Linked DNA regions of Homo sapiens: region 2 is linked to region 1. Evidence: read pairs that join two places in POLR2A ChIA-PET (ENCODE). Cell type or tissue: OCI-LY7. All regions are shown on one strand.

Region 1 (5,000 bases):
TTATGACAAAGCTGCTCACTTCTAGAGAGAAAACTTTTCAAATAGAAAACACAAAAGCACTGAAAACTAAGTTCAAAATCAAACTAACACTTCTAGAAAAGTGAAGCCAAATCTCTCTATGTGGTTTTTTAAAAAGTATTTCCTATAACACAAGTAATACAGTTAATAAAATGACACCATTTGATTTTCATTTTCCCAGTATAAAATATATTAACTTGAGTACATTAGAAAAAATATATGCTGTTTTTTTGAAATAGAGATGTTCATTTTTAAAACACTGAATAGAAATATAGACAGGTATAGATACATATTAATTTTTATGTTGTTATTAAGGTCAAGAGTCCTACATAGCATTTATACTTTGTCTTTTTTTACTTGTTTTAACATGAAACTTTAACATTTGAGCATAAAAAATTGGGAGTTTGATTAGCTGGCTAAGGCAAACAAATGAAGTGGTCAGGCTTAGAAGCCACAATCTGTTCTAATTTTAGCTATTTGAACACATAAAGTTACATAAGGGATATGTATTTTTGAAAAACTATTTAGCAATATGCCCCATTTATAAATGCCAAATAAGTAATTATTCATCACTCAAAAGTTAAAATTAATTTCTATATCAGAAATTGAAAAATTATAGTAAAATTTCAGATATTCTTCCTGTAATGACAAAAAATCTACCTTGTAAACTTAATATCAACTAAAATTAAATTATATTTCAAAGCAATTGACTGCTTACACTTAATAGGAATGAAAATTAACTTTTTAAAATAATCAAATGTAATTATTATATGAAAACTTCATAGGGAATGCCATCCATATTACTTTAAAAACTATTCTAAAAGTACACAAAGAAAGTTACTGGATCCCAAGATAAGTCCTGAAGGTCAAAGCATATCAACTCTGGTGACTATGGTCTCCATCCTTATTCCCAAATCCTCACCCCACTCCTGATTCAAGATTAAAAGCCAAGTTTAGATTATCTTCAATATCTACAGGATCAGATTAGTATAATAGCATTCAGTACTGACTAGAAGAAATCATTATGCCTTTTATAAGCCAGCACTAATTAGAAGCCTAGATAATCCAACTGGGTTTCTGATGGGTCAAAATAGTTATTACCTGGGAGAATTTCAACCTGGGAAGAAATTAGAAAGTGGGAGATATGATCAGTAACTGTTGACTGTATGGGTATCAGCCACATCTATCACATGACACTACAAACAGCATGAAAGAACAATCAGTTCTTTTGCTTGAAAGAAAAACGTCATCAATGGCTAAATATAGAAGCTCAGAGAAGACTAAAACAATATAAAAGTAAATAGGTAATTCATGTAATACTCTGTCCTGCTCATTTTTAATAAAAACATAAATTTAAGGGTAAAGTAAATAATAGATTTAGTAATATCTGGAAACATTCTTTGTTTTCTTTGAAAAATAATTTGAGATTATCCTGTTGTATATTTTAATTGAATAATTCCATTCTGCTTATTTTGTTTTCTAAAAAGGTAATTTCATTTCTTGGAAAAGTTGATACTCATTTCAAGAGTATTGAAACAATAGTCATTTATATAGAAAAATCTTCCTTCCCTCTTTAAATTTTGCATTAATATCATTTGTTTTATGAATTTTGATTGGTGATTCCAACTTTCCTTTCTTCTTGCCTTATGTTTTTGTTATTCTATCTTCCACTATGTATTGCAAGTTAGTCAGTGATCTCTCATCAATATCCTTAGCCATTAGGAATATTAAAAAAGGGCTGGGTGCGGTGACTTACGCCTGTAATCCCAGTATTTTGGGAGGCTGAGGCAGGCAGATCACTTGAGGTCAGGAGTTTGAGACCAGCCTGGGCAACATGGTGAGACCCTGTCTCTATTACAAAAAATTAGCTGGGTGTGGTCACCCATGCCTGTAGTCCTAGCTACTCATGAGGCTGAGGCAGGAGAATCGCTTGAACCAGGGCAGCGGAGGTTGTGGTGAGCTGAGAAATCGCCACTGTACTCCAGACTGAGCAACAGAGTGATACCCTGTCTTAAAAAAAAAAAAAAATCAAAAAAGAAGAGAGACATCTGTCGTGGTCTATCTTACTGTACTCTCTGAACCTTATCAGAAATTTTGATGATTATGGGAGAAGTAAGGGAAGACAGACAATATATGGGAAAAGCAAAGGTATTCCTGAGAAGGCACATCCCTTGCTGATGAAGAGTTGTTACTTCTGTAAGGAAAAACAGAACAATTTTTTTTGTTCTTAATTTGAAATGGGGTCTTGCTATGTTGCTGAGGCTGGCCTCTTGAATGCCTGGTTCAAGCAATCCTCCTACCTCAGCCTCCAGAATAGCTGGGATTACACAAACACCACCATTCCTGGCTAGAAGAAACAATTTTTAAAGGAGATAAAAAATAACAAGAATAAAATCAAACATGGTGAAGTATATTTCACATTAAAGGTAACTATTGCTTTGTGAAACTTTTGCTTGGGTCATACACACACACTCACACAACACACAGACACACACACATATATATATATAAAATATACACTGGGCCATGATATAAAACATTTTTTATACTCTAGCTCACAGTAAGTAATACTTGATAAGCACTGGATTAGATGATCCTTTAAGAAGATCCTATAAGATCCTTTCTAAGTTTTTACATTTCTACATTCCTGGATGAATATGGCTAATAAATAGTATAGGAAATAAACAATACAGTAATTACCAATACAAAGCTGAATATGATTCTCTAAGTGTAAGAGTTTTCTCTCTTCAACACTCTCGAGTTAAAGTTTAAAACATACTTCATTTTATTTTGGAATTGTTTTTAATGAATAACTAGAGAGAAAACATAGAACATTTATCTTGCCAAACCAAAAATATGCTCTTCAAAAAATTAACCGAGCAGATGAGCTGCTTTTATAACACTAGCCCCTGGAGAATAGTAAATGGAAAATCTTATTAGATCATCTTCTCTTTGTAACTTACTACCATATTATCTTAACACTTGCAACTGTATTTTCCCTAGAGACTCATTAGCCCAAATGCTCTCATCTTTCAATTCCTTTTTTGAAAATTCATTTATTGCATTTTTCCAAAGTTGATATGTCCTATAAGCAGGAAATCTGTGAGTTTAAAATCCTAATACATGTTAAGAAATGCAATATAACTGGCTTGTAGACATATTGTACTATAATATTATATTATCCAATAACATTTGCCTCTATATATCTATTTTTATGATGAAAGCACTTAAAATATCAGTTTATTTCTCCTGGATAATACATGCAAAAGAAGTACATGAAAAATACATTCTGTAATCTTAGGCTCACAATCTGGGAAAAACATGGGAGTTATTTATGAACTTGCTCATGAATTAGATGCCATGGGAATAATGAAGAATACTAGTAAATATAGCTGCAGGCACCAGTCTGCATCTATCAGGCACCTAATATATTTTTATCTAAGCCTTCGAGAGAACAGTTAGTTCAGCCTAGGTCAATGATGTTTCTAAAGTAAAGAATAATTATCTATTTATCATGAAATCAAGGAAGTTATAATGAATGTCAGACATCTCAAACGTGTGGTGCATTTGCTTGTTTCACTTATCTCATAGACATCTCAAACCAAACAAGCTCAAAGAACTCGTGATCGTCCCCCTAAAACCTGCTTCATCCATGGTCTTCCATCTTTCCAGTTGCTCATAAAAACCCCAAGGTAATTCTTGACCCTTTCTGTGAAAGCAAAATCTAATCTGAAAGCAAATCCTTCTAAATATAATAGGGTGAGATGGAATATACATACATATATAGAAAATCTGACCACTTTTCATCTCCTCTACTGTTACAAGCCTGATCTATGGCAAGTCCAGTAGCCTCCTATCTCATTTCTGTGTTTCTACCCTGCCCTCTCACTGTCTTTACCACAGCAGCCAGAACAATCCTGTTAAAACTTAAATCTGATTATTGTCCTTAGGTTCAGAATCCTCCAATGGCTCTCCACTTACTGTCTCTGAGTAAGAGCCCAAATTCCATTCATGGCCTAAAAGGTCCCTCGCTCCACCCTCATTATCCCCCTAACCTCTCCTACTACTCATCCCTGGCCCATTGCACTCCAACTTCATTGGCATCCTTGCTGCTTCTGGAGAACTCCAGGCAAGCTCCTGTCTCAGAGCCTTTGCACTTGATGTTTCCTCTGCCTGGAATTATTTCCCCGATATTCACATGGCTCATGGCCTCATCTGTTTTAAGTCCCTAAGCAGCTTTTCAGAGTATTCATTTTTGTAAATACAGATTTTTTTTTGGAACATAGCCACATCAATTTGTTTACGTATTATCCATGTTGGTATAAAGCTAGGATTTCATTGTTTAATAATTGCAACTAAGACATGTCCAGAAAACTGAAAATACAAACCCCTTTACAGAAAAAGTCTGTTGACCGCTGGAGTAGAGGGTAAGATTGCTGAAAGAGAGAATATAGGTGCTGAGAGGCCGGAGTTTGGCATGCATAATCTATGTGGCTAAGTAAAGCCATGAAGAATGATGGCAGAAGTGGAAAGGAGAGAACGTAGTAAGTCAGTTACTATATAATACAACAAATGATGGGAATCACCAAGAGAATGATAGAAAACTGCTGCACTAAGAATGTAGGATGTTATAATCTAAAAATGTGTTTCTCAAAGATAGGGTTGGGTAAGGATGGAGGTAGGGGATATTGAAGGAGGAGGTGTTAACTATGGTCTTATAAAAGCAGTGAAGAGCGAGAAAACATCTGTCCATCCCTTGGTTCTGTGGTGTGTAGAGGCCCAAGAAAACAGCCAACACCTCCAGGTGCTGCAGATAAAGCAGCTCACTCGAGAGTCAGACTGCAGTCAGCACAACAATAAATGAACAGAGATTATTAGAGAACAGGGGGCAGTTTGCAAATATTATGATACTAGACTTATTATTGTACAATTAAAGGGAAAAAGAAAACTAATGAAAAGTGTGAAAAGTTGGCAACTTTCTC
Region 2 (5,000 bases), 59 kb after region 1:
ACAGAAATCAATGACTACTCCCCCCGAGAGAATAAACAACAGAGGCACTAAGGAGGAACTTCTACTATTTGCTCCTTAAAACTTGAGACTCTAGGAATTCTGCCAAGTGACCTGGAAATAAGGGACTGTGACCAGAAGCCTCTGAAGAGAGCATCATGCATTAGCTTCTTGCAGTAGAATTAAACATACTGCTAACATCCATGCGTGCATATTCCATCTTTGACAACTTACCTATCTTCTACACAATAGAAAAAGAAACTCTTCTTTTCACATAGCCTAATTCCTGACTTTTCCCCTACCCTTGTTTTACCTTTTCCTTTCACCTTAATATTGGCTTTAAAAATCTCATTGTAAAACATGATAGATTCTCACTGAAAAACATGTATATTTCAGCTTAAAGAAATAAATATGATATAAAACTACCCCACTACCTAGATATACCACTATTTACATTTTGATGAATGTCTTGCCAGTCTTTTCCTAGGCATATATATAACATATTGCTTTCATCTTTAAAAATCATAACTTACATACTTTCATAAGCTGGTTAAATCCCTTAGGCAATTATTGGTACAGAGAGATTGCTCACTAGCCAGATAAACAAATGGAGAATGATAAAAGTTTACAAACATGAATGGAGGTGCAGACAGGGGAAGATCCTTTCCAGACAAGATGTATCCCCATATCAGAGAATGCCCCTCCGTGCAATTTCTGTCAAAAGGATCTAACTCATTGGTTCCACAAAAAGTTAGTATAAATGGTAAAGTTCCCATGGAATCAGAGGAAAAGTAAGTATTCTGATTAAAAAGTTCATCTCTGAAAGAAAAAAAAAACATGCGACTACTATGTAATTAATGTAGATGCAAAGGTAATTGTAGTCAGAGAGGTAAAATTCCATGTAAAGTTCATAAAATTTGCACATGTGCATAAAATTAAAAATAATAACACCTTCCATCTAATAGAGCTGATGCACTATTTTCTTCATTCATAATTTATCCCTATGCTTTATTCATTCACAGCTACCACTTGTCTTTGGGTAAGCCAAGATCTGTACAGCTTCTATACCAGTGATTATGACACAATTCCTATCATCTTGAAATATGCAAGCCAGATGAGGAAACTCCTTTAGTTCAGATTTTCATATATCTGTATAATGGCCAAAATATAATGAACAATTGGGAAAATATAACATTGAAAATCTAGAAACTTTATCTCTATCATACAAACCATTCAAATCTTATGAAATGTTTACTGGGCACACTAAGTGGTTCTCTTTCCCCACCACCATTCAACCCACTTTATGTATTAAAGACTTGGCATCTATCCAGTCTTCTACTTCACTGAAAGTTTGCCAACATTCTGGGCTATTTCAACAGACACAAGGATAACTGGTTCAACACTCAGCCTGTCAGTTCCTTGACCTCCCTGTCTCCAGTGGTCTTCATTTCCACTCGATTTCAGTCACCACTCTCGCAGTCATTCCTTGAAACTTGGCCATCCTCCTCCAGAATCAGGGAGTTAAAAATCACAGTTGCTGGCCATAAACTGCCCATTTTCTAGATTATTCAGTGTCTCCTAGAGTGGCTTTTTTTTCAAACCATCAGGAATACCAGTCCACTGACTCCTCCACTGTTCCCAATCCATAAGTCACTTTATTTACTTTGCTCCACACAACTCTATGCACTCTTTGACCCTGTCATGCTGGCCTTCTTTGAGTTCCTCAAATGTGCCATTGAAGGAGTTAAAAATATACCATTCTGGCATAATGACTATTGTGAATTAAAGGTACTTGAAAAACAGCAGGTACAAGATCATTCTGGCCTCCTTTCTGTTTCTTAAAAGCAGGAACACTGAAAGGTCCTCTCCCTATACCAGAAGGAAAGCAACATTCTTATCATCAAGGATGGAAATTTGAGCCAAAGAAAATTCTGTACAGACCTTGCTAAAATAGCTCTTGTCTCTTAAGCCTCTCCACATAATTTAGTTGCTTTTTCACAACTTACTATTCTTTGTCCAATTCAATCTATAACTGATTCACTCTAATTGTTTCTCTGGGTCTTCATTTCTTCATGAGGACTCCCACTGCTTTGTAAAAGTTGTATTAAATCAATTCCTGTGCTTTTCTCCTGTTAATCTGTCCTATGTCAATTTAATTCTTAGGCCTAGCCAGAAAAAACCCTAAAGGCGAAGAGCTAAAATTCAGCCTCACTCCCCTACACTATTGGGTTGCCTTTAGAACCTTTGTGCATGCTATCCTGGCTGCTGGAATACTAATCGCTCCTCTGTCTGATTTATGTCTGTCTATTCATTCTTTATATCCTAAAGCAAGTATCTTTTCTTCAAGGAAGCCATTCCTAATGTGCTCAGACTCCCTACCATTGGCTCACATACATAGCACAAATTCCACCTCTATATTATACTTGACCCATTTGTGATTTCTATTTAGCTGAAAGATTTTTTTTAATGCTCTGTCTCTAACAAAATAAGGCCCAAGACAGCAGGATCTATGTTGATTTTTTTTGTTTCACCATTTTATACCAGCTCCTAAGACAGTGTATGATCTACAGCAAATACTCGTAAATATTTATTAAATGCATTCAGAATAAACAGGAAGAAGGGGTATCAACAGGAAAGTGAAAGTAACAGAATGGAGACTATATCTGATACAACTTGGCTTACTTCCTTCTTGAAGGAACTTGCTCGTCTTACTTCCGTCAGACATGAGGATAATCTGTCAATCATCCAGAGCCTTCTCTAAGAGTCAAGCGATGCAATACCATCTAAATAAGAAGGCCCATGTCAGTAGTGGCCCTTGGATAAGAACTGAGTAGATTCTAGTAAATTCAATGATTACTGGATTGACAAAAATGGGATTATTTATTAGGTTATCAATCTCATATATGTGATATATATGATATGAGCTGAATGACAGGCAATGAATTAAAGAGATAAGTCAGTCAAGTAAAAATAATCTCATGTATACAGAGGAAAAAAATGGCTTTTCATGGTAGCAGAATACATATAAATCTAAAGGGGATATCATACTTGTGTTAAGTGGAAAATATGCATAGGATAGTATCTAGTAGCATCTTGATAAAGCTTCAGAGATCAAGCGAAACTATGCAATAATAGCTATGTGATAAAATAAATGTCATGAAAATAAAGATTTTTTAAAGCTATCTATGGTAACATCTCAAATAACTAGAATATTTTATAATTTGATTGTTCTGGTCAGCTGAAAATCAGGCTGCCTACAAGTTAAATGAAAAATACCCTTTTTGTAAGAGTTGTCATTAGAAATCCTCATAAGCTAGGTTAACTCAAGCCCCGTTTTTAATAAGAATAGTTCTATGAAGAAGCTGCTATTAGGAGACAGGCTAAGCCACACAGTAGAAAGAAGCTGAACAGCAGAGAAAGGTGGATCTGAGAGCTCTTTAGCAGGCTCTGGTGAGACCCTGGGCAATGGACCTAACCTTACTGACATTAGTTTCCTCAGCTGTAAGACATGAAATCATCGTTCCCTAGGATCCTTGCAAGACTTCAAAGCCTTTTAGGCATCTATTCTCTTCGTGACATCAGTGGGCTAAACTAAGACCTTTTCCATTTCTGTGATTTTATAGTTGGTTCTGTGATTTTTTTTTTTTTAGTTTTTAAATTTTAGTTGACACATATTATAATAATTGGGGTATCAAGTGATATTTGATACCTGCATACAATGTATAATGATCAAATTAGGGTAATTAGCATATCCATCACCTCAATCATTTGTCATCTGTTTATGTCGGGAACATACAAAATCCTCTCTTGTAGCTATTTGAAAATATATAATAAATTATTAACTATAGTTACTCTAAACCCTACAGTGTTGTAGAAGACTAGAACTTAAATCTAACTAGCTGTGGTTCTGTGATTCTTAAAGGTCTAAGTGAAGCAAAGTAAATCCAGCCCACAGGCATTTCCTTCACCCAATTTTTTGAATATTTAAGTATAAAATACAAAGACAGAAAACTGCAGATGTCATGAGTATATTGCACAATGATCTTTCATAAAATGAACACACATGTGATCAGCACACAGATCAAGAAACAGATCTGGGTGCCATAACCAGCACCCAGAAGCCTCTCCTACTCCCTGCCCCTACCTCCACACCAGAATAACCACTATTCTGATTTCTAATAGCAGAAATTTAGCTTGTTTTTATATAATACTTTATGTAATAGGAATAACACACTATGTACTGTGCCTTGTTTTTATTTTAACCCTGGAACACATTCCACTCACCTAATGCTGCTCTGGGGTTCTAGTGCAATAACATTGTTAAGAGCTGCAAAATTTAAGATGGATGAATGGAAAGGTGAAAAAAAAATAAGGAAATATGAAAGGTTGTTAATGCTAAAGAGCTCATTAAACTTTCAAAGGCTTGTTCTAACAGATATAATTAACTCTGTGACCACAACATAAATAAACAGTGTGCAAAGTCAAAAGTAGCTTAGGTTTACTAATACACGTATGTCAAAATTTAGACTCTTATCCTCTTCTCTACTAACACATGCGGTTGTTTTTTAAATACTTGCCTCTCCCCAGCCATTTTCTTTTCTTTCTTAATTCTTCCCTAGATGTCCATCATATATTCCAGCCACATATTCTCCAGTCTCTGCTTTTTCTGTCCTGATTTTAAAAATCAATAATAACATGTAAAAGAAACCCACAGAAATAGTAAGTCATATCCCTTAACCATGGGTAGAGAAAAAGCAAATTTTTAAAAACGCTGAATTGAGTTTTGACGACTCTGATTTCAGAACATAAAATAATTTTAAGCAAAACTTCTAAATGTAAACTGTGAATTAAAGAACAAATAAAGAAATACTAGCCCTCCATTACAATAGGAAATCTAATTTGGAAATACGCAGCATACAACTTACTTTATCAGATCAACTTCATAGTAGGTGTCAGACTTACTAGTTTTCTTAAGACAAAGATAAGCAAATCTAAACTATTTA

The links. Peaks named below come from ENCODE experiments on the same cell type or tissue, not always from the same donor. Only the 100,000 strongest peaks of a DNase experiment are listed, where the experiment ranks them.
Region 2: POLR2A ChIA-PET joins it to region 1 with 5 read pairs; 1 of 35 experiments calls an interaction of 5 or more read pairs at or near these places.

Annotation. Positions count from the first base shown.
Region 1 is chr4:113,615,432-113,620,431 of GRCh38, forward strand. The region is part of intron 3 of CAMK2D (calcium/calmodulin dependent protein kinase II delta); the gene reads right to left. Among named protein-coding and RNA genes, the nearest start is that of CAMK2D, 140 kb to the right of the region's middle. In OCI-LY7, no CTCF peak of the experiment used is centred here; DNase peaks (open chromatin) are centred at 2,980 and 4,790; H3K27ac peaks cover 2,439 bases.
Region 2 is chr4:113,674,829-113,679,828 of GRCh38, forward strand. All of the region lies in intron 2 of CAMK2D (calcium/calmodulin dependent protein kinase II delta), which reads right to left. Among named protein-coding and RNA genes, the nearest start is that of CAMK2D, 84 kb to the right of the region's middle. In OCI-LY7, no CTCF peak of the experiment used is centred here; a DNase peak (open chromatin) is centred at 2,703; H3K4me3 peaks cover 984 bases; H3K27ac peaks cover 2,124 bases.